5 separate regions of the Mus musculus genome follow, and all the other regions are linked to region 1. The links are chromatin loops, found by intact Hi-C in ENCODE. Cell type or tissue: left cerebral cortex. All regions are shown on one strand.

Evidence for each region. Hi-C counts contacts between places; a loop is a spot of excess contacts. Peaks named below come from ENCODE experiments on the same cell type or tissue, not always from the same donor. Only the 100,000 strongest peaks of a DNase experiment are listed, where the experiment ranks them.
Region 2: a loop joins it to region 1, with 2.6 times the contacts of the local background. A loop is called at or near these places in 12 of 42 quality-filtered maps.
Region 3: a loop joins it to region 1, with 2.5 times the contacts of the local background. A loop is called at or near these places in 11 of 42 quality-filtered maps.
Region 4: a loop joins it to region 1, with 4 times the contacts of the local background. A loop is called at or near these places in 7 of 42 quality-filtered maps.
Region 5: a loop joins it to region 1, with 2.4 times the contacts of the local background. A loop is called at or near these places in 9 of 42 quality-filtered maps.

Annotation. Positions count from the first base shown.
Region 1 is chr5:76,137,452-76,142,451 of GRCm38, forward strand. Srd5a3 (steroid 5 alpha-reductase 3) reads left to right here and starts at 2,822. Exons shown (of 6, transcript NM_020611.4): 1 at 2,822-3,097. The coding sequence starts at 2,877. In left cerebral cortex, a CTCF peak has its summit at 3,109 (motif pointing right); DNase peaks (open chromatin) are centred at 1,299, 1,934, 2,857 and 3,148; H3K4me3 peaks cover 1,672 bases; H3K27ac peaks cover 1,370 bases.
Region 2 is chr5:76,411,692-76,416,691 of GRCm38, forward strand. No RefSeq gene overlaps it. Among named protein-coding and RNA genes, the nearest start is that of Nmu, 50 kb to the left of the region's middle. In left cerebral cortex, a CTCF peak has its summit at 2,385 (motif pointing left); a DNase peak (open chromatin) is centred at 2,405.
Region 3 is chr5:76,524,005-76,529,004 of GRCm38, forward strand. No RefSeq gene overlaps it. Among named protein-coding and RNA genes, the nearest start is that of Exoc1, 2.8 kb to the right of the region's middle. In left cerebral cortex, a CTCF peak has its summit at 2,020 (motif pointing right); no DNase peak of the experiment used is centred here; H3K4me3 peaks cover 115 bases.
Region 4 is chr5:76,538,285-76,543,284 of GRCm38, forward strand. Exoc1 (exocyst complex component 1) reads left to right here. Exons shown (of 19, transcript NM_001289770.1): 5 at 3,767-3,954. Among named protein-coding and RNA genes, the nearest start is that of Exoc1, 11 kb to the left of the region's middle. In left cerebral cortex, a CTCF peak has its summit at 2,759 (motif pointing left); DNase peaks (open chromatin) are centred at 2,090, 2,749 and 4,413; H3K27ac peaks cover 857 bases.
Region 5 is chr5:76,299,490-76,304,489 of GRCm38, forward strand. It overlaps Clock (circadian locomotor output cycles kaput), which reads right to left. Exons shown (of 23, transcript NM_001289826.1): 2 at 3,935-4,013. Among named protein-coding and RNA genes, the nearest start is that of Clock, 2.8 kb to the right of the region's middle. In left cerebral cortex, a CTCF peak has its summit at 2,711; DNase peaks (open chromatin) are centred at 2,678, 4,222 and 4,491; H3K4me3 peaks cover 1,332 bases; H3K27ac peaks cover 995 bases.

The DNA of each region.
Region 1 (5,000 bases):
TAAAGCCAGAGGGTTTTATAGGGCTTAGGTGAGGAGTAATGGTGTGTCAGCTAGGAGCTGGGATTGTGTCCATACATGATGGCTCATTTAAGGTTTTACGGCTGTAAACAGACACTATGACCAAGGCAAGTCTTATAAAGGACAACATTTAATTGGGGCTGGCTTTCAGGTTCAGAGGTTCAGCCCATTTTCATCCAGGCAGGAGCATGGCAGCATTCAGAAAGGCATGGAGGAGCTGAAAGTTCTACATCTTTACCTGAAGGCTGCTAGCGGATACTGGCTTCCAGGCAGCTAGGTCATGGGTATTAAAGCCCACACCCATAGTGACACACCTACTCTAATAGGGCCACACCTTCTAATAGTGCTACTCCCTAGGCCTAGCACATATAAACCATCACACATGGTCAAAAAGTGAGCCCCTGGGCAGGCATTCTTGAGTGGGGTGCTGGAAACAGGAATATGAAGTGTAAGGGTCCAAGAGTTGCTAAAGGAAAACCCCCAAAGTTAAGTAGTATGAAAAAGCAAAGAGTGTTTATTCTTTGGAAACAAACAGCATTCATTGATCAGCCATTATACACAATGGAGACCCCCGGGGAGAGCATGCAAGCTTCTTCTAAGTGCAGATAGGATAATTCTAGGGATGGTTAGGTCATTTTAAATATGATTGGCTAGGTAAGCAGCAGTTACCTTTTTTATTGGTTGCTGTATTTGTTTTGCCACTTTTGTCAGGCCTTAGATAAATTCCAGGAACTGTCTCAGTCCTGGGGCTGACTGTCTCCCTTAGCCGGATGTCAGGGCAGTTGCTGATTGGTGGCCCATTGTCTGGGGTTTTTCTGAGAAGCCTTGCCTGCTTCCTTGGGAAACTGAGGCTTAAGGCCTAACATGGCTGCCTGTTCTAAAATGGAGTGATTGGGGTCCTCTCAGAGGAGGGATGACATGAGAGTTTGGAGTTTCCTCCATGTGAGTGGGCTCAGGGGGAGGAAGGCAGACCTGTTTCCTAGCTTGGGCAGGGGATGAGCAGGGTTTCCAGCCTAACAACCCCAGAAAACTTCTTAGTTCACGGACTCAGACTGTGGTGGCATCAGTGTGTGTCCATCAGGAGCTTCCTATCTGGGGTCAGTAGATGTGTGTATGTCTCCCCGGGGAAAGCGTTGTCACACAACGGTTTCATTGACTGCTTTCTGTGTGCTCAGTCTCCATAGTTACCTACCAACAGCCACATGGCATTCTGCTGATACGGTGTTAGTGGGAGGCGGGGAGATGGCTCAATTGCTAAGATAAATACTGCTCTTGCTGAGACTCTGTATTAGTAACAATATCTTTTTGTTGTTGCTGTGATACAAAACAATGATCAAGAACAACTTACAGAAGAACGTGTTGGCTCACAGTTCCAGAGGAAGGGCCCGTGTTGTCAGGGGAGGCACGATAGCAGGAGGCTGGAGCAGGAACTCGAATGTCCTGGTTGCTTTTGTTAGTTTTGTCAACTTGACACAGGCCAGAGTTATATAACTGAGGAGAGGAAGCTTAACTATATTATTAATGATTATTGACATGGATGGGCCAGTCACACATACACACACACATACAATCTATAAATAAAAGTATTCTTTTTTTCCCCCACTCTGTAATCTTTTCTTTTTTTTTTTTAAGAGAGAAAATGGGAGTGTACCATAATTTGGCTAAACGCATCAAGGCAGATTTAGGGGTGTAGTCATTTTTCTGTTGAAAGCAAGGCTGTGATAAAGACTTGTATTATAGGGGTACACAATTGGATCCCATTTGCTTCCTCCTTTCTGAGTAGCCTGCATTACTCAAGGACCCGATAGCCTGAAATACCACTAAGCAGCTGTCAACAGGGAACCAGGCCTTCATCTAACACGTGATGGTGTTTTCCACTGATGCCTGAAAGACAGCATCTGAGCCAGATCCGTGGAGGGAGGTTTTTGGAGATTTGCTGTCTCATACCTTGCCTTCCCCCTCACCCCCACTGCCCCATGGACTCGAGCCAATGAGTGCATAAAGGTCTTCCAAATCTTTTCATTCCTAGCCATAAAGGCAGCAGACACAGCTAGTTAAACACTTTGTCCATGGAGCAGATGGGTGAAAAACGTAGGTCCATTGAGGGCATTACTCTGCTTTTCCACTCCAAAATCCAGAGTTTGCCGGAGCAGCTCCAGCCTACAGTTGACAAAGTGTAGAATTCCCTCACCGAGGTCTTTCCAGAGGTCATCCCTGAATTTACAGCGATCCCCATCTGGAGTATGCTAATGAATCTGGTGCTTCTGGTAGACCAGCGTGGTATTAAGATCCTTCGCATCTTGACTCCTGGGGGCCCCCTCTAGGGACCCAGCCAAGAATTCAGCCTGTACTTCAACCAAAATTTCTCTTCACACTTTTTCGCAGCAGTAATCCCGCAGTCAAAGTTTATAGAAACTTACACAGGCTGGTGAGAACCTGACCTCTAGAATAGGATCCCCGAAGCGCCACATGGTGGAAGGAGAGAACCAATTCCCCCCAAGCTGTCTTGGGCTCCCACCCACACCTCTTGGCATAGCTCCACTCCACTTAATAAATAGGTGTAACGTATCTCTACAAGACTTGGACTGTAGCACGTGGTCTCGCATGCTCCTGCAGAACTTCAAGTTGGAGTTGCATCTCGGAATTAGATTAGAGGCAGTACAAGTCTAAAGCGCAGCCTGCTCAAACCAGGTGAGCAGGAGCACAACCCAGCTCCTGAGCGCCTAGCCAGGGGCGGGGCCGCGCGTCCCGCCCAGGAGCCGCGTCACCGCCAAGCGCGCCGCCGAGGCGGGAGGGAGGGAGGGGGTGAGAGAAGGAGGGCGGCGCGGCGGCGCGCATCTGTAGCCGGCTCCCGGGCTATGGCTGGGTGGGCCGGGTTTGAGCTCTCGGCCCTGAACCCCCTGCGGACGCTGTGGCTGGCGCTGGCCGCCGCCTTCCTGTTCGCGCTGCTGCTGCAGCTGGCGCCCGCCAGGCTGCTGCCGAGCTGCGCGCTCTTCCAGGACCTGCTCCGCTACGGGAAGACCAAGCAGTCCGGCTCGCGGCGCCCCGCCGTCTGCAGGGCCTTCGATGTCCCCAAGAGGTAACGTCGGTGGCGGGGCGCGCCCGGCAGGGGGCAACAGAGGCGGCGCAGGCACGTGAGCCAGGGGCTGTCCCCGAGCCGTCCCCGGAAATGACAGAGCATCTCAAGTTGGCCCGGCCCCCAGGGAGCCGCCCTGACTTCTTTACCCCCAGTTTTCCGCTTCCCCTCCCCAGAACTTGAGGTCGTGGAAATTCATGGACTTGGAGGCAAGTTCTTCCTCGATTTCCGCAGTTCTCAGCCCGATCTGTCACAGTCAAGAAAGAAGTCCAGAGTGTGCTCCCCTGGGGCTGTGCAGACATCACTAACCTGCATCTCCACAGGTGCTCTGGCAAACTAGCCCAGTATGCCCTGCCCCAACCCATCCCGGAAGGCTCAGTAACCAAGTTGTGAAATACTAAAATCTTCCGGGGTACATATGGACTCCGCTGAGAATATGTGAGACCCGCCACATGGCTTTCCTTTCCTTTTCTTTCTTTCTTTCTTTTTTTTTTTTTTTTAACTCCACGATGAATTCAGTATGTAGATGGAGAAGTCATCTTAACACAGTATTCTAGATAATAAAGCTGTGTCATTTTTTTTTATGAAATTCATCACGCATTTGCATTTAGAATTGAATTGGAAGGAATGTGATGGGTTCTGACGGATTCATCTAGATTGCTTTAGAAATCTGTAGCCGTTGCCCACCTCTGCAGATGGCGGTGGGGCTATCAACTGGCCCCAGCTATGTCCTGACTGTTGGAGGGGGTCTTTCAGGGGGTTAGTGTGAGAGCAGAGTACCATGTCATTGTGAAGAATGAATGGTAAAGAGATTAAGACCCGGAAGAACTCTTCCTTAGAGGCCCAATTTTAAGACCATCCTACCGTCCTCTTATCCTCGGGTTTGATTGGCCTATATCCCTTATGCTATATAGCAATTTATTTTCTGACTTTTGAGAGAGGTTCTAGTGTCCCCAGAGTTCAAAGCACACTTAAAAATCACTTATACTCAGTCTCTCTGGATGGGACTCCTCAGCTGCTACACTCAAGTCTGCCTTTGTGTGACAGCCAAGAAAGAGGTGGGCCTTCCCTGTATTCATCCCGGTAACACTTGGTACTCTGGGCTTCTTCTAATTCTTAACAGTATTGTGAAATAATTATTCTTTCCTTCTTCCAGAACTCAGAGCAGAACTTCCCAAGGTGTTCAGGTGCTCCGAGGTGACAGGGCCTATTGTTTTTCCCTAAATTGAGTTGGTTTTTGTTTGTTTGTTTTTCCTTCAATACTGGAGAAGGTCCAACAAATCCAGGCCTATAAGGAAAGGCATTTTTAATTGAGACAAAGGTTTAAAAACAAAACAAAACAACCAAAACGGGAATATTTGCATCAAAACATTGTCCTTTGTAATGGCTGCCCCCCCCCCCCCTTTTATATGAAAAGGGGATAACTGGAGTTGACAAGTTTTCATTTCCCTATTTCCAGAGGACCTCCCATGGCATTGTGCTTAGCACATTCATAATGGGGAAATTATAATAATTGAGTTAGAGAGCACTACCACAGCGGAGTTGCTCGTATGTCACATGCTAAGGACTTGAAAGCCTTTCTCCCCTTGATCCTCATGACAGACCTGGGAGGGACCTGCCATCTTCAACATTTTCATCCATGTGTTCACAAATTCAGGCTGGTTGTACAGTGAGTGTGGCGGCTAGCCCTTGCAGCCTGCCTGTCGGTGTAAGATGCCGAACTCCTGACCTCCAGGGTGCCAGGCAAGCTCTTCCACCTTGCAGACCTGAGTCCTGTCTGAAAAGTCCAATGGCAGTGGATTACCCTGGCGGGAGACACTTTGTAACATCTCGGCTAATCCAGATTTTATAGTATTTGGTAACCTTAGCTAAAGTGCTTCCGACTTAAACATTTTTGAATAGTTTC
Region 2 (5,000 bases), 270 kb after region 1:
CTGGCTTTTGAGTCTCCTTCTGTTTTCTCACTCAGTGATGGATTTGTTCCCAGTATGCTTCTGCTATGGTGTGATGTCACAAGTCCCTCGCCTGATCCAACGGACTCTCTGATCTTAGACTCAATCCTCAGTTGTAAACTCTTTTATTTAGCCTGCCTCAGGCTCTCTGTTATAAACAATGCGATATTAACCATATTGGGGTTTGGGTTTTTTTTTCTGTTTTTGTCATGAACAAAAACAACTTAAGGGTAAAGGGCTGATCTTAGCTCCCACTCCGTCATTGTGGGGGATGTGACAGCAGCTGGATATGAAGCAGCTGGTCACTTTAGAGGAGATCTCTGAATGCCTGCTGGTGTTCAGCTTATGTTCTCCACTTACATAAGCCCAGATATTGCCCACTATTAATATGGGTTGTCTTAGTCAGGATTTCTATTCCTGCACACACACACACACACAAATCATGACCAAGTTGGGGAGGAAAGGGTTTATTCAGCTTACATTTTCCACATTGCTGTTCATCATCAAAGGAAGTCAGAACTGGAACTCAAGCAGGTCAAGAAGCAGGAGCTGATGCAGAGGCCATGGAGCAATGTTACTTACTGGCTTGCTTGCTGCCCCTGGCTTGCTCAGCTTGTTTTCTTATAGAACCCAGAACTATCAGCCCAGGGATGGCACCACCCACAATGGGCCCTCCCACCTTCATCACTAATTGAGAAAATGCCTTACAGCTGGATCTCATGGAGGCATTTCCTCAAGGGAGGCTCCTTTCTCTGTGACAACTCCAGCTTGAATCAAGCTGACACTCAAAACCACCCAGTACATGGGTCTTTACATATTAGGTAATGTAATCAAGATGACCCCCATAGGTCTATTCAGAGACCCATTTCCCAGGTAATCCTAAATTCTGTCCAGTTGATGATTGTCGCTAACCATCATATTGGCCAATACAGTAGAGATAAAGGTGTGGTCCCTGGGAAGTAACAGAGCAGCTTGTGAGGCAGGGGTGGCACTTGGGGGCCACTGTCCCTGGCACTGAAGACAAGGTGAAGCAAAGGAATAAGGAAGAAGAGCAGAAGGGCCCTGACTGATGGGCACTCTGGTAACTGAGACACCTTCAGCAGGTGACTTCTCTCACTCCCCAGAACAATCATGCAAAGTGGGGATTATCCCATCATATAGGAGAGAACACTGAAATCCAAAGACACCATCTAGCTTTATCCAAATCACAATGGTTACAACCAGAGCAGCCAGAACTTGAACTCAGGACAATTTGACTCCAAAGATACTGGCACTGTAGTCCCATGGGCCGCTGTTATAATTACAATTTATTTAATGCCAAATCTCTGAGAACACAGGCCCCTTCCCCCACCCCCACCCCCGTGCATTCCCCTTCTGTTCCCCTCTAATGGATAAAGTGGGAAATGGTTACACCTATCTATGAATCCTACTTCAAGGAAGACAAGAAGAAAGCAGAGTACTGGATGAGCAGGCCAGAGCACACAGCCTCAGATGAGGTCCAACAGCCTCAGAGGGACCCACAGAGGAAGGCATTGAGCCAAGAGAAGAGACTGTAACACGAAAGAATGGAACAGAATCAGGGGGTTTGATGAAACCAGGTTAACCAGTGTGAAGGTTAATTAATACTGTTAACTTGACTGGGACTAGAACCACATAGGAGACAGATCTCTGGGTATATCATCTGTGAAGTAACTTCTAGATTAGGATAACTGAGGTGGAAAAAAACACCCTAAATGGGCTGCAGTCCTAGATTGAATAAATGGGAGGGGGCACCAGCTACTTCTCCCTCCCTGTCCCTCTTCTCTCTCTCCCCAATCCCCCAGTACTCTCACATTCTCGATCTCCCTTCCCCTCCCCACTTTCTTCTTTCTGACCTCTCATGCTCCCGCCTCCATGTCTTCCCCGCCATGGTGATCTTTATCCCGAGAATTGTACACTGAAGTAAAGCGTTCTTCTTTTAAAGTGATTCTTGCCAGGTAAGTCCAAACAAGTAGCTAACACATTCCTTGAATTGGTCATAGCATCCCAGGGCCTCTCCCAACACACAGCAAACTGTGAGCTCTGATAGGGACCAGCCCGAGGCACTAAGAATCAGGAAGAGGACAGTCAGTATAGATGGTCTTTGTATCAACAGCCACTGATATTCTCTTGATTTCACATACTAAGAAACACAAAAGCAATGTAATTTTTTTATCTTAAAATGTTTCTAACAAACATATTTGACATAATTACAGAACATACATATTTTAAATATAAAGGCTAGTTTGTCATATACTGTTTTCCAGTTTGATAATAGTTGATAGGTTGAGTATTATCCCAGGTGACATATTCTTCAAATTAGGACTGAAGTCAATTTGGTTTCAGAGCACCACCTGGTGGATTAATTACCAACAACCATCCAGAAATAAAGTGAATCAAGAGATCTCATGGCCATTAAAGGACTAATAAAGGAGTATGATCAACAACTTAATATTCACAGATGAAAAATACATCTGTGTTTCTACATGCAAGTGCTCTTGCGTCTGCGTGTACCGCAACCTGCATGTGAAAGTCCAAGGACAATTTGTACATGTCTCTTCTCTCTACCGTGTGGATCTGAAGAACTGGACCCAGATCTTCAGACCTGGTGGCAAACACCTTTAATCTACTCTGCCCACTATCTACAACTTCAATAGATGGAAAGAACCTTAAGTACATACTTTTGATAATTCACTCAAGAAGACATCAAATCTGAATAAACCCAAGTCTGCAAGAGAACAGATTTAAACTAATCAGTTATCAATAACCTTCCAAACACACACACACACACTCACATACACAAAGACATACACACATACACACAGAGAAACACACATATACACACACATATATACTCATGCACATACATGTACACACAGACACACACATACATACATAACACTCAGACACATATCACAACACACATACACACACAAATACACATGCACATACAGACACAGAGATACATACACACACACCACACAGAGACACACACACCATGCACATACACACAAACACACACATACACACACCTCAAACAGATATATACACACTACAACACAGAGAGACACACAACATATACACACATCACACACATACATACACATACCACACACATACAGAGACACACATATAAACACACAGACACATGTTCGCATGCACACACAGCAGACTCAGGGTTTGCTGGTGAATTCTAGAAAGCATTTAAGGAAGAACTCTAACCTCCTCTGAGCTGAAGGGAGTACCCTCAGCCTCTACATTCCCAGGTTCCACATCTGCAGATTCAACCAATCACTAATTTAAAATACTTGAGAAAAGTTCATGGTACCAAACACAGGGGCTCCTTTTACTCAACTCACTGCTACTTCCTAAACGATTCAGTGTAGTGACTCTTTGCATGCTGTTATACACTGTTAACTATGCTGTATAGCATTTATATTGTACTAAGTATTATAAGTAATCCAGAGACAATCTAAAGCATCAAAGAGGATATATAAAGGCTATCTGAAAATTCTGTGTCATTCTACATGAGAGACATGAGCACACACAGATTCTGGTATCATGGGGAAGGGTCCTAGAGCCCAGGGTTCCATGAACAACAGTAGTTTCTAATATCAAGACCAGACAACACAATACAAAAACTGTGCTTTGGTTTGAATGTTTGTGTCTCCCCAAATTTACATGTCAAAAGCTAGTCCCACTGTTACATGTTTAAGGGGAGACCTTTGGTAAACAAGTAGGTCATGAAGGCAGAGCCTCTTGGATGGACTGGGATCCTTAGGAAAAATGCCCAAGGGAGTTTAATTCCTAGTCTTCACTTCAGAACAAAAGGTGCTATGTATGGACCAGGAAACGGTGATCATTAGATGGTGACTCTGTTGCCAGCACGAGCTTAGGTTCCATATATCCCAGAGCTCTGAAAAAGAAACACCTGTCGTTTGCTAACTACCTATGTCATAATATTTTGCTACAGCAGGCCAAAATGGCAGAAAAGTGAAACTACAGACTAACATCACTCAAAAGCATTGTGCAGAAATCCTGAACAAATATCAGCAAATTAACCCAAGCAGTGTATAAAAGCCCTACACACTCTTCCAAGTGGGACTTATCCCGGGCGTGCAAATCAGGCTCAACGCTTGAAAACCGGTTAACACAACTCAGCATCTCAATAGACTAAAGAAGAAAAGTCACAATCAATAAATTATTATTACAAATAAATTAATTAATTAAAACATGTAAAAATACATTACCTATTCACAATAAGAAAAAGATTTCCCAATAAACTGAGAATAGAGAACAGAGGGGACCATTTATAGAAACCCATAACTGACTTACACTTTTTAAATTTTACCTAGTCTTTTAAAAAAGATATATTTACTCATGTATTTTATGTATGTAAGTGCTCTCTCTTCATGCACATCAGAAGGGGGAATCAGATCCTATAATTGATGGTTGTGAGCCACCACGTGGTTGCTGGGAATTGAACCCAGGACCTCTTGGAAGAACATTCAAGTGCTCTTAACCACAGAGCCCCCTCTCTAGCTCCCCAGCTGACTCACATTTAATGATGAGAAACTTGAAGCTGGTCTTCTAAAATCAAGAATCAGATAAAGATATTCCCTCTTAACATAGTACTGGGAGTTTGAGCTAATGCAATCAGACTAGAAAAATAAACGCTGAGCAAATGCTTACTGTGAAGGAAGAAATAACACTGGCTTTGTCCATGGAAAATGTGAGCTTTGTATGAGTCAGCGTGCATTACTAAATGAGATGCATGGGGAGACAGCTTCCTTTATTAAGAGAAAAGGTTTATTTAGTTTGCAACTTTGGGTGTTCGAGGGCAATGCGCTTGTATTGGTTCAGAATTGGTGAGGCTTGCGTGGGGCTTCTATGGTTGGGAACACGGGGTAGGGCAAGCAGTTACATCTTGAGCCAGGACTGGGGAGAGAGGAAGGCTGACACCT
Region 3 (5,000 bases), 390 kb after region 1:
AGGGCGCATCTCACCTCTCTCCTCGGAAGGCTAAAGTCCCTTATTAAAGGTAAAGGCTAATTCCTAACCTACCTGGTTAAGAACAGACCTATCTTTGTGCAGTTTAAATGCCGTGTTCCAGAAAGGTACTTTCTATTGCTTAAATGTGGGTTTATGGGAGATCACATCCTCCAGTTGTAATATACAAACAAATCATAATTTAATATGCCTTGGGATGATGGAGGAATATAAGCTCAACATATTTAGCAAACTTAACATGAAATCTAAAAAAAAAAACCATGAAATCTGATTTTCAATAAAAATTAATATGTTGGCTTGCTTCCATTTCTAGGGAGTGAGTGTGGGCTTGCCAGTGGTATCATTACCAAGTTTCCCGTGTGCAGAGTAGATCAAGTGCTGAACCCTGTGTCTGACCCAAGTGTGACTGAAGACAGAAAGTCTAGAGGGGCATGTTACAGAGAAATCCAGGAAGGATGTGGGAAGGCTGGGGAGTGGTTAGATTTGGCGTGCATCTTGGTGGTAGAACAGGTTTTCTAGAGTCACCAGATGTAGAGTGTGAGAGATAGGAAATCCAGGATCGACTCAGGCAGCTGAAAATATGGAGAAACCATTACCTCAAAGAGACACTGAGGGACCAGCAGTTTCTGTTTCCTTGAGTAGCACTAAGTCCTTCAAGTTTCATCTCTCAGTCTAGATACCTGTTGCAGTGGCCAGCCACTGGTGTCAGCTAGCATCTCTCAAGGATGATATGACAGCAACGTGCCTCTCTCACTCCCTGGTATGTCGTTGCAGACAATGCTACAGCTTGGGACGTCTGCATGATTCATCCCTGTAGTCACACGAAGGGTGAAATGGTGACCAGTGGCAGGGGAAGCAACAGATCAACACTTCTCTTTTTTCAGTTGTGTAGAATAGTAAGATGATCTCTGAGGTTCTCAGAAAGTACCACAACCATCATAGCTCACTGTGAAAGCCAGAGGGTCTCTGGGGTAGCAGAGCCACACAGCGGACTGTGCCTGAGCTCCTGCCTCAGTGTTTAACCATAAACGGAACAGAAGCCCAAGGGCTAAAGATGCTCCAAGCAAAATTCATAGCCTGGAAACACCATCTACAAAGTCGAATAGAAAGGTAATGGGATTTTGAAATTTAGAGTGAAGACATTGTGTAGACTCTAAAGGGGCTCTGGCCAACTCAAGCGTGGCAAACACGGCTCTGGCTGGCCTTGCCCTTCTCCCCCATTCCCTCTGCCTTGCCAAACTGAAAGATTACATTCCTGCAGCTAGCCACCAAGGTCTATTTCCTTATTTGGCCACTTCCTCCTCCTTCTAAGGCTGACTACCAAGACACAGCTATCAAAATATTGAAGTCCAGCCATCAAAAGCCTCTCTTGGCTCCTCTAATTAACATGCCCAATTAAAATTAAACACCTCGTTCTAACAGGAGGTTTCCCCTTTACCTTTAGAAGCCACTATGTCCCATGCACTCTGCCTCCTTTCCATTCTGAGACAAATACCCCTCCTCAGTCTCCTTTGTCCCTTCCTCCTCTCCCTCATCGTCTATCTCCTGTGTTTGTCTCTTATCCCTGTCCTCTGTCCCTCTGGGATAAATACATCTCCTTTGTGCTGAGAACTTGGTCTTGGAGTCCTGAGCCCATACTTTTCCTGTCATATTTCACACTCTTAAACTCTCAGAATTTTCTCTACTTCGATGTCTCTCTCCTTTTGACACTGAAGAACAGTCTCCCCATGTCTTGAAACATCGCAAAGAAACTTGCTTCAAAGTATAACTCTATCTCCTTCACTTCCCGTTCCTATCACGTTTCTTCCTTGTTGCCTCGATTCCATAATCAAGTTATCCCAGCCCAGCCTTTGTGAGAAACAGCAAGCCCTGCTCTAGAGAAAGCTACAGCAAAGGTTCCTCCCTTCTAACAACTGGGACCTTTTGCAATGGATAGTTCTTTGCTGTGAAGGGCTATCTTTAATGTTATAGATCGTTCACCACCAACTCTGGCTTGTATCCACTAGATGTCAGCAGACCTCTTTCAGTAATGACAACCAAAAATGTCTCAAAACATTGTCAAATGTCCCTCAAGGACTGAAAATCACCTGAGGTTGATACTCACCAAACTATGCTAACTCAAAGGATACTGCAAAAATGGGCTAATATGTGCCAATATGAACAAGTGGAATGTATGAAAGTATGAAGTCAGAAAAATAAATACAGGTGTAAGGCTGGCCAGAGGAAGCAGATGACATCAGCCGACTTGCCATTCAATGTTTTGGCAAGGACGGGAGGAGTAAATTTTAACACACAGCCATTGTGCTTCCTAGATGTGGCTAAGATGCCAGAACAGTGCTGAATGGGTTCTGAGAGTCAGAAGGATGGTAAAGCGGGAGGGTCAGAATGAACTCACTCTGTCAAGAATAAAGAAGAGTGACTGGATTCTTTCCCAGAATAATGACAGAATGAACTTAATGCAAAGTATGTTGCCCAGAAGGGATCTCATACAAGTTGCCCTACTACCCAACCTTTTGCCCCAACAGATCTGAAGGCTTGGGATCTATGATGGCTAGAAGCACCTTGTGAAATCTCCAGAAAACCACAGTAAGAGTTGTCACACAGGTCCTCACTGCTCTGCAAGACATGCTTTCTGAAGCAGGGAACAATTCTCTACTGGGAAAACAAGGGTCATCTCTCATGAGGTGGATATATTATTAGTTCCACCAGTTCCCCGGTGCAGTTTTAGAAACAACCTGTTGAAGTATGAAAATGGAATAGAAAAGTCGACCAGGTTCAGGAAACACACATAATTTCAAGAATGGATAGTTCAGACTCCCCCCCCATCATTTACTTTCAAGACATCATTTTGGTATCTCTTCTGCAACTCACTTCCCTAGCCACATAGGAGTTCTTTATGTCTACCAAATACATAATGAAGGATTTGATCTGCCTCATAGATAGGTTGACACATCACACTAACTGGTCAGTAACATTGAATTCCTAGTGCATGTCACTCTCACTTGGGGATAGCTCTTAGGAATACTCAGTATACCCAGGGAATCTTTCCTTTCAGCAGAGCTTGTATCAACACACTTTATTATTCAATTTTATATAAAGGAAGAAGTGGCCTGAAGTAAGATGTTTTTATCTCTCATTAATTCAGCCAATATCCACAATCATCAACACTATAGCATCACCAATCATCATTACTCCAATCTACAAATCCTTTCTCAGCACCCTCAGGCTGAAGGCAGAACTACAGAATCCACGGACACTCCTGGATCACTCAGTGTCCCATTGCTGGGAAGAGACACCGTGACCACAGCAACTCTCATAAAGGAAGACATTTAGCTGGAACTTGCTTACAGGTTGAGAGGTTTAGCCCATCGCCATCATGTCTGGGCATCATTTTGAAGTGATGTGTGTAGAGATTTAAAACCCAACTGAGGGCATGAGCAGATGAGTATAGATATAATATAATTTAATATAAATATTATATAATCATTATTATTATTGCTGTTCAGTTATCCAAACAGAAATATCAGAGGCAGAGAAGTGGATACAAAAATCTGGAGTTCAGGAGTTCAGAAGAGTCTAGCCTTCTGGAATACCACTCACTTCTCAACTGTGAGGAGAGCTGTAACATAGGTACAGGGGGTTGGGGGGAAGAACAAAATGGAAGACCAAATGACAACAAAAACACCCAAATGGAATTGTCAGCTAAGATGTCCAAGGCAAACATTCTGGAGCTCAGGAGGAAACACCAGGGAAGTCTATCCAAATATATAGAACTAGATCCTGTGAGAGTCATCTCAAGTAACCCCGACTAGAAGCTGATCATTGTAGCAACAAACATGTCCCTATTCATTATTTCTCCTAGGTCTCCCAAAATTTTATCTTAAGATAAACGGTGCAAATACTGTGCACAGCTCATCTGTCATATTCTTAAGAAATTCATGCCGAGCGGTGGTGGTGCACACCTTTAATCCCAGCACTTGGGAGGAAGAGGCAGGTGGATTTCTGAGTTCGAGGCCAGCTTGGTCTACAAAGTGAGCTCCAGGACAGCCAGGGCTACACAGAGAAACCCTGTCTCGAAAAACAAAACAACAACAACAACAAAAAATTCATCCTATGTGCCTAGTCCTGCAGTGACTTGATGTCACAGGGTGGGTTGGTATCCAAGAAGGTCTCCACCCCACCCCTTCTCAGAAGAGAAGGGAAGCAGAGAATGAGGGAGAGGCTGGGAAGGAGGGTGAGAATTGGAAGGAGGGGTAGGCTAAGATCCACATGCAAAGTAAATAAATAAATGGAAAAAAAACAGCAAAGAAAAAAAGAAGAAAGAAAACCATCCTGGTAGAGTATGTTATCCTAACTTCGCAATCACCTTTTCTAGTCCTACCTCATTGCGAACTCCTTCAGTATAAAAAAATTGAATGGCTTTTTTTAATTTTTATTTTTTAACCTGGAAATCAAAATTTGCAGCACTCAATCCCTGCCAGGGATGCGGCCTAAATGAATCACTTGTCTTATAGCTCGAACTCTCGGCATCATTTATGTTTCTCACACTGAAACAAGCAAGCATCACCTTTAAAACAAAGATTCTATTTCAGTATCTGATGTGAGGTGGCATGGGTGAAGTTTCTAAAAAAACACCCAAGAAGAAGGTCTGTGCAGTCAGGGTAGAGTATGAAGTGGGTAAATGACCAAAGCTGTTTATGGGAATTAAGTGTCCAGAACTTAAGGGTACTAGTGACATCTATCCCAGAGAATCTGACTTAACTCACTAAAGTTCTTCCAAGAATCTAGTTAGCAGGGTTTTACATATGCACAGGAGAGAACATTTAATGCGCTCTCAAATGAGTTGCTACAAATATTAGAATGGGTACGTCTACAAAAAGGAAACATCACCATTATCAACTCCTCAAATCAGCCTATGCTAACAGTTCTCAACATTCCTAATGCTGCAACCTTTTAATACCTTTCCTCATGTTGCAGTGGGT
Region 4 (5,000 bases), 400 kb after region 1:
TGCTAACCCTTCAACATATATATTTTTTAAGGCTTTTTTCTATGAATACCTAAATAGAGAAGTTTACACTTTTGTTAACATTCTTTTTTCATAGAATGAATTCAGCACAAACTTGTTTTTAATGTTACTAAATACTTACTCTAAAATTTATTTTAAACAGCTGTGGGGTAAATGACCGTACAGCAGTACTTTTATGTCCAGCAGAAGACTAACACAGTTCTGATGTTACGCTACCTGAGTTTAAATTCTGCCTTTGCCGGCTATGTCCTGGCTTTATGTAGTTAATGGAAGCCTCAGGTTCCCTTATTTGTAGTATCTAACTCACAGTTATTATTTATAATGCATTTCTTTGCTTAAGAAGAAGGGTCTCAGGTTTATAGTAAATGCTCAATAAATCTCATCTCCTCTGGGCAGCAGAATCCTTGGACAGGAGGCTGATGAGGGCGCCTGTGATTTGTCTGCCTTTGCAGATTTGACTGTGTGGCAAGACAGCCTCTACTCTGAAGTATGAAAATGTTCAGTGAGGTCTCACTCTCTGCAGTTCCTTTCCTCGGGTGTAAGCTTCCCGTGGAATGGCTCTGAATGGCCTGGGATGCCGTGTGCATATCACGCTTTATTGTACAGAAGAAACCAGCTTGGCTGTTGTTTTGAGACAGGGTCCCCTGTGAGGCCCAGGCTAGCTTGGAATTCACTGTGTACTCTGGGCTGACTGAATTCGTGGCAGGCCTCCTGCCTAACATTCCTAGTGAGCCATCACGTCTGCCTTAAAACTTTATCCATGTGTTCACTGGAAGGAGGGCGGGTGCATCCCATGGCCCTTGTGTGGAGGTCAGAGGGAAATGCTGTGAAGTTGGTTCTCCTTCCATCTTTATATGGCTTCCAGGGATTGAATTCAGGTCACCAGGCAAGCGCCTATACCCACTGAGTTAGTCTCTGGCCCCGTATTCAATAATGTAAGATATAGTTTGAAGCAAACCATTTATCTAGCTACTTGCCTCTTTATTGGTCCTCTTTTTATTTGGTTGTGGACATTTCTCCTTTCAAATAGATTATTCTTCTCAGCAGTTCTACTTGGTGCTTAGAACTGACAGAAAGCTGGCAGATATATCTGTCAGGCCTGAGAAGCCCCCAGACCCTGCCCCACCCAGACACTGGCCTGAGTTATGAGCATCACGGGGCTGCCCTGTCCCCAGTGCCTAGACTGTGGGTGTGCTGAGGACGTGACCCCTTAGTAGTGTGTGGTCATTGACAGATTCATTTGCTTTGAATGACTTTGACCAATTGAAGCAAGAATATTCTGATTAGCTAATCATTCATTGAAAAACTTGCTATTCTGTTTCCAAATATTATGTTTCCAGATGTTATGTATACATAGTTATATTTTAAGCTGATGTATTTCATTAGGACAACTATATTGAAAAATGTATACTCTATCACTAAAAAACATTACCAAAAGAATACAAAGACTATTGCTGATTTTAAGGATAAAATTGAACTTTTTTTTTAAAGGTACTTAACTTTTCAGGACACACAGCCAAATGTTGATATTTATAAAGATGAGCTCCAGCTGAGATTGGTTTTAAGGATGCTAAAGTCCTTCGGGATGTCATTTCAGAAACCATTTTCTGTTGACCAGTAACTGTTGTTTTGGCTTAGTGTTCTGGGAAAGCTTTATAAATGTCTAAAACTAGTCCTAATGGGCCCTAAATCACAGCCATTAATGCCAGTTTTTAAGAAGTAAATGTCTCTAGGCTTTGGGTAATGTTGAGGGAAAACCCGCATTACAACCTCTTTTGAAGCGCTAAATAATGAGCCAAGTAGGTCAGCAATGCTATTGTAAATGTTCTAGCAGCAGCAGCAGCAGCATTGGTAGTTTTTATAAATGACAATGGGATGCTGGAGTTTTAGAGATGGAGAGGGAAGTTCTTTTTGTTTAAGCCTTTTCTTTTTTATCCTTTGACTTGCAGCCAGATATTTAAACAACCTTCCACTTGAATCCTTGAATGCCTGCTTGTACGCAGTCTCCTGTGTTCGTTTCTTGCCTCAGTCTTAGTCTTTGAAACAGTGTTTTGTGACTAATCCTTTGTGAGGGAGTGTCCTGGCAAAGCTTTGGACCTTGAGTGAAAATAACTACACTGAATGCATGAGTCAGAGCTGACTTGAAAATAATCCCAGGAAAGGGCTCGCTTCCCAGCGTCCTTCCTCAAGGTCTCGTCTGCTTCTGAAAAAGAAAAGAAAATAGGGACGTGCACTTCGACGAGACAATAAGAAAACAAGCATGCAAGTTTAGCTTCTTAGGGATCGTCCCACTGTGTCTGGATGTTGCCTTGAGACTCCAAGTTTAGCGTGAAGTTCAAAACGAGATATGGGTAGTAGTTAAAAGTTTTAAATCTGTGTACTTTCCTACCCAGCTAATGTTCTTTGCTTCCTTTCCTCTGCCTTCTTCATACCTTTTCCTCCAGAACTGCCTAAAGTTACAGAAGGTGCGTAACACCTTTTCTTCCTATTCTAGTCCACCTGTATGTATCACTTGCTCTGTTATCCATGGGGTGTGTATTTCATGGAGTTGTGTACAGGGATACATGTATTCAAAATCCATATAGTAATCAAACCAATAGTAATATTCATTATTAGCTTCCAAAAGACTATTTCAGGAAAAGAAAATACTACTAACATAGTTTTTTGATGACAAAACACTTGTTTCTTTTCAGTGTTTAGTGTAACACTGTGGTGGGTTATTTAGGCAGTACCTGCCCTCTAGTGGTTAATATGGAGTCACATCTGATAGTTGAGCATCTCCACAAGCAACAAAATGGTCTCATTGAAAAGACAAAGAAGATAGAGCAATGCTTCTCTAGAAATATTTCTAGAGAGTAATCTGTAAATTGCTTATGTCAGAAATTTTAATCTCCTTAACCCCCTTGGGAACTAGCAAAATCTGCCTAATTTATTATCTTCTTCAGAGTAAACATTGCTCACTTAGAATTATCAGGGTTTTGTTCTGAGACAAACAAATGTATTTTAATCCTGCTAAATGAAAATACTCATTTTCAAGTAAAATACCAAATACTAAGAGTATCCAGACTGTGACTTAGTTCCTGTAGTTTATCTTTAGCTGTTTTATCTATGCATGTGAAAACAACAAAGTATAGAAAATGCACTTATACTTTCAGTATTTATACTTTCTTGTTGATAATACACTTCTCACTTCAAAGTTATTTGAAAGGGGCGTGCGCGTGTATGTGTGTGTGTGTGTGTGCGCGCGCACGCATGTGCACGTGAGCGTTGTGTGAAAGAAAGATAGACAGATTTGTTAAAAAAAACAAAAAACAATGAAAATAGCAAAAATAACAAGGGGAAATGCTACGAGGAGAGAATTGTTTCCCATGTTCACAGTTCAGCAGTGTTTTGTTAGAGCAGCAGCCACCAGGGAGAAATTGGGTTCATTTCTTCATGTTTTCTATTTTAGTAGAATTATGTTTTGAGAGATTGTGACTAAAGCCCATTTTAACACTTGTAAGTCAGCAAGCATACTAGACTGCATGCTTTCTGTTGCTCTTAGGACCTAACTTCAGCATCATTGTGGTTCTGTGTGGAAATGAGGTTTGAGACTTGTTTTCATACATTCTGAATCATTCTTTTCTATCCTTCATCTACTAAGTGTGCCCTGTGCTTGTAATCGGCCCTAACTAGCTATCATTTTAACGTCCATGCCAGGGTTCTTCACATTTTTGACAACTTTCTTTCCTTACCTTTTTATCTTAAGAATCTGTTCCAAGCGGAGAGAATCAGAGTGTAGCGGGAGGGGATGAAGAAGCGGTAGATGAGTACCAAGAGTTAAATGCAAGAGAAGAGCAGGACATCGAGATAATGATGGAAGGCTGCGAGTGCGCCATTTCTAACGCTGAAGCCTTTGCGGAGAAGTTGTCCCGGGAGCTGCAGGTGCTCGATGGGGTAAGAGCTGCTCCTGCTGCAGTGAGTGCTGCAGTGGATCGAACACGGGGGCTGGTGACGCTGGTGACGCTCAGGCTTTCTGCCTCGGCACCTGAGCTTTTGGAAGTGGGATTACTGTGTCTTTGTCAGCTTGTTAGTAGCTGTTTAAAAGATGAACTTGGCGCTGAGGAGATGGCTCAGTGGCTAAAGCACTTGCCATGCAAGCTGAGGACCAGGGTTCAGACCCCCAGGCCCCAAGTAAACACTTGGGGCATAGTGGCTCTTCTGTAGTCCCAGTGCGTAACTCAGAGACAGTGGGTCCTCTGACTCGACCAGGCAGATCAGGGAGCTCTGGGTTCAGGTGAGAGAGCCTACCTCAATAATAAGGAACAGAGCAATTAAGGAAGACACCCTACATTTGCTGTCCACGCCTACTCACACAGATGTCAGTGAATATTCACACCTACACACGCGCGTGCGCGCACACACACACACACACACACACACAGACACACACTCACTCACTAAAAACCATTTCCAGTGAAGACATTTGGCTAAGGCTAAGGCTTTAGATATTGGAGTGTTCTTATTATGCAATGGTGGAATAAAAAAGTAGATGACCAGATACCACTAGGGTTTAATCCCCTAGGCTCTGAATAGGTCGTTGCCAAAGAGTAAGCATTTACTAACACAAGAGAAAGGTAGCTGACATAAATGTGGGGAGCAGGGTAGTGTGGGGAGGGGAGAGGAGCTAGAGTCAGTTACCGAAGGGGAGCAGGGTAGTGTGTGGAGGGAGAGGAGCTAGAGTCAGTTACCAAAGGGGAGCAGGACAAGTGTGTGGAGAGGGGAGGAGCTAGAGTCAGTTACAAAGGGGAGCAGGACAAGTGTGGGGAGGGGAGAGGAGCTAGAGTCAGTTACCAAAGGGGAGCAGGGTAGTGTGGGGAGGGGAGAGGAGCTAGAGTCAGTTACCAGAGGGGAGCAGGACAAGTGTGGAGAGGGAGGGGAAGGAGCTAGCGCTTCCAGAGGTGTTAGAACAGAGCCTATGATATCGCTGCACAGTTTCTGAA
Region 5 (5,000 bases), 160 kb after region 1:
CACAAGACTAACAATGGCTTTTCTGAGTGACAGGATTTTCAGTAGTATTTTAAATTCTTAATCTGTGCTTTTTTTGTTGTTGTTTCTGCTTTTCCCAAGTTTCCATACTGGGATGTACTACAGTTATAACTGAGAGTTGAAAATTAAGAAAGTAAGTCAACTACTTAAGATTAAACTATATTTTAATAGAAAAGATACATTCTTATGTGGGCAAATGGCTTACTCTACAGGTACAAACTTATTTGTGCTTCTTATCTCCAAAATATAAAAATGTTTAGAGGCAGGTATGGCCTACACCTGGAATCCCAGTACCAGAGAAATTGGCGCTGGAGGATGAAGTGCCTGGAGACTGGCCTGGACTATATACAAAGCAAAGTCGTCTGTCTCAAAATAATCCAAATACCAACAACAACAAGGGAAGCAAGTTCTACTTTTATTTTCTACTATTTATAATAAAAATTTAAAAATTAAATATTAGATTAAATAAAAATTCTTCTAAAAAGCAGAGTTTGGTAGGCATGGTGGTGTCCACCCCTTGATTCCAGTACTCACAATATAAAAATAAAAGTGATTTTGCCAAAAAAATTAATATTTAAAATACAGGGGGTTTGTCATTGTTGTTGTTTAAAAAAAAAATCCTTTAGAGGCTGGAAAGATGGCTCAATGGTTAAAAGCACTGGTTGCTCTTTCAGAGGACCCAGATTCAATTCCCAATACTCACATGGCAACTTAAAACCATCTGTAACTCCAGTCCCAGGGTATCTGATATTCTTCTGGCCTCCACCCCCAACCCCATACACACAATACAGTATACAAAAATACATGCAAGCAAAACATCCATACAAACAAAATAGAATTTTAAAGTAAATAGTCCTTTTAAAAAATCGAAAGCAATAATAAAAACTCACTCTTTATCAATGACTTCTTTTTGTAGATAGGGCAAACTTAAAATTATAAGCAGAATTATTTCTTCATGAATTATACAACAAAAGTGATAACTCAAAATTAAAATTGTCAGTATAGATTATTTAGGTAATTTAACATTTTCAGAGTAACTCATACAGAAAGCAGAATTTCGTTATCTACTTAATTCATAGAAATTACATATATCAGGGTTATTAAAAATGGTTGTAAAGCAACTTATAAATGCCATTATGTAATTAAGCCAATTAGTAAGTATTAAACTGTTCTTACACTTGAAAGTGTTAGATGAGTAATTTTTTACAACTCTACCAGCAATTGAGCTCAGAAAAGAAAAACTGCAGTGTTAGTGATATGCTATCGACAAGGCAATTACATTTCCAAAGGGAAGCTTCATGGATCTGCAAGTACTGAAATAGTCACAGAACAGTTTGGCTATAAAATGTGAAACTTTTATAAATAATTTGCTCCCTGCAAACATTCAGAGCAAATAAATACTTTAGCTGACCCAGCAGCATAAGGAAAGGTACGGAGAGGGGGCATTTCATGTGGTGCTGAGAAGACAGTGAGACAGGAAGAGACCGACCACCTTCTTCTATAGTAACAATACCTGTCTGACATGGCTGAGCATGGACAACAGTTCACTGGCAAACTATACTTCATTCCATATTTCTAACAATCTTGAAATCAACACGTAACTAGTTTATAATGATCAAATAAAGAGGCTCTTCGTGGCGGAAAGCATCTATGCAGTAGATCCATGTCCACAGCATTCATCTCTGAGGTGCCTGCTGTCAGATGGCAGCTGGCTCCTTCAGATGCCAGCCTGAGCTCTCTGGTTCTTCTCTTCTTTCCTTTTGTAACTAGTTACAAGGCTAAGATTCACCCTCAGGGGCCCATTCTTGAAACCCTACAATTAGGCCCTTAAGAGTCCTATATAAAAATGTTAAAATCTAAGTCTCTAGGCTGAATTCACATCAGTTTGAACTCCCTCCAAACTGCAAATGCTTCTATATCAACTAGCCCTTCAATAGCTGTAGAGGTAAGGGGTAGAGAGGTTATTCCCTAAGATTACTATCACACGTTAAAACTTTCTGACATACTCCAAGTCCTTTCTACCCTGGGGGGTGGGGTGGGGTGTGATTTACAGTGCAGGCAAACAGACAGAACAATCATTCAGGAACCCAGTAACTGGCTAAGCATAACCCTAGCACTCAAACGGCTGAGCAATACTTCCACCATGGGCCAGTCTGACTACATACTAATAAGACTTCCCAACACAATACCCTCCTCCAAAAACCTTACCATAAAAAAAAAAATCAATTAAGGCTAAAGCAGATATATTCATAAATTCACAGAAATAGATACAGAAAGCTAGTCATCCAATTGATAACAGTTATTTCTGAAGAAAGACATGAGGTAGAAATAGATAGAAATGTATATCCAGTGTTGTGGCAAATACCTGTGATTCTAGTCCTCAGGAAGCTGAGGCAGGAGGATTATCATGAGTTCAAGGCCAGTCTAGACTACACAGTAATTTCCATAACAGCCTGGGTTACTACACTAAGAGATTCTATCTTAACAACAAAAACAGAAGACAGCCTTCACTTACAGGATTCATACGTTAAAAGATTAGAAAAGAGCTACATACATGATATTCAAGTGAAAACTAAATGCCACTTTGCACTAGAGTGACTGTCATATATCTGCCTCAAACAGAAACAGCACAAACATCCTGGCCTACCAAATAAAAAAATACTGGTGCCCATGCAACTAGTCCCCATGGAATATTATTGTCACTAGAGGGAGTTTTTGAGTATTCCCTCCCTAAAATTGCATCCACTCTCACACAACACCCTTTCAACCTTAACCTTGCTGTCAAAATTACGCCTGCCAGCAGAACTAGACACATCATTAATATATGTTTACACAATCTGTTATCACAAATGGTTAGGTTTCTTGCATTTAATTCTGAATTCTGTTTTCCTTAAGAAATAATCACATACACAACACATGTACATACTCACACATATATACTCACACATATATACTCACAGACACTCTGACACACACACACACACACTCAAATACACATACATATATTTATATTTCACTGGGGTTCATGTCTGACTTCCTTGAAGAAAATAATAGCTTCCCACAAGAAAAGTCACTCAGCTAAATAAACTGGTTTATTATTATTGTAAACAGAATGTAAACATTGAGGTAGGGATCGACGAAAGGAAAAAAAAACTATAAAACTATAGTTTTTAAAAATATAAAAAGGAGGCACTATACTACCAAAGAAGCGCATTCCAACTTTAACGCCAAATGCAGTCATCAAGGGTTAGCAAGTTTTGAATTTGCCTGTGATTTCAGCATCGTAAAATGTAAACAACAATCAAGTTCACCTAAACTTTCTCCAGTTTACTTTTCAAATATTAAGAGAAAAAAATAGAGAATGATCAAAATTCCCTATAAAACCTGTTTATAAATCCATAAAACATTAAAAGAATAAGACTATAAGCACATAAAGCATTTCATTTTCCACCCTTTCCCATAACTATTGGTTTTCTAGTATTTATTCTAGGACTTCCTCATATTGACGAGCAACACAGGCTATATGTAGTCTATATGTGTACACACACACACACACACACACACATATATATATATACACACACACACACACACACACGCACAAATATGGACATATAGATTATATATAGTTACACATACAACAGGACACAATTCAGCTTTCTTTCACTATATGACAATTTTTTGTGTCCTTTTTTTCACAGGTGATCCTGCCAGTTCTTCAAGCTAACCTAGGCACATGTTTCTTTCTCCTAAGATTTTAAAACAAACCAGATTTCAAGTGTTCTGTGGGACTCAGAGACAGTCACGAATTAAGTTACAGCCTATTCATTTTTTTTCAATCAGATATGAATGGGGATGGTCTGTAATTTTCTCTAGTCGCTTTTAAAACTACAACAATGCAATCAAGGGAAATTACCTTGCTGGTGATTTTGGGAATCGTTGCCCTAGTCCAATCAACAACGCCTGTAAAAGTTTCTTCTTGTGCTTTTCTTTCACTGCAATAGAAAACACCAGAGTCTGTTGTTTTTAAAGCATCTAGAAAGGCTTCATGCAGTGTGTGGTTCGGCATTGCAATATCAAAACACCACGGCCTGATCTGTCATCTGTCAGGTCAGAGGCCAAAGCTCTTCCTTCATCTTTCAGGATTCTGCTGACTACCTCGGACTTCCACAGCGGCAGAAAACACCCCACAAAGATACAAACTTCGTGGCGCTACTCCCGGTACCGGGACAGCCAGGACCACATCCAGGACGGCCAGCCCCACAGGCAGAGCGCGGCCCGGCGCGGCGCACGCGACTCGAGTCGGACACCCGGGGCCCAGAGCAGCCCGCGGCCCGAGCCCCGGAACCAGGACCATTAACGGAACCAGCCCTGGGCGGCGGCGGCCGCCGCTCGGACTGCGGATCCCGGCGCGCGCCGGCCGCCGCGAGGGCGGGGGCTCCGCGGAGGAGCTGGCCGCCCCAGCGCCCCATTGGGCGCCGCTCCAAACGTGCCCGAGTGGTGACAGGAATAAAGTGGGTCACAAGGCCTAGCGGGTCCCGGGCGCGAGCGCTCTCGGCGGCCGACTCGGCCTGCCCCGCGCTAACCCCGCGCCCAGTCTCAAGCGCGACGCGGCCCCGGAACCCCCGGGGCCCGCGGGACCCACCGCGCCCCCCTGCCCTGCAGGTAACCCCCAGCGGCCCCGGGACACTTGGCGCAGGCCCGGCTGAGCGCGACTCTCCAGAGCTCCGCGCTCTCCGCGTCCCCGGACCCCGGCCGCAGCTCCTGCCTCCCGGCCTGGCCCGCACCCCCTTGGCGCCCCGCGCCCTGTTCCCTGCCCCGGTCCCACACACTGCCCCCCGCGCCCTCCCGCGTCCTCACCGTGCCTGAGGCTCCGGCTTCCTCCCTCCCCCGCCCGGGACTCTGCCCGCGGCGGCTCGCGACAGCCGAGCGGCGACAGCCGGGACACGCCACGGCTCCGGGAGCCGGCAGCACCAGGGGCG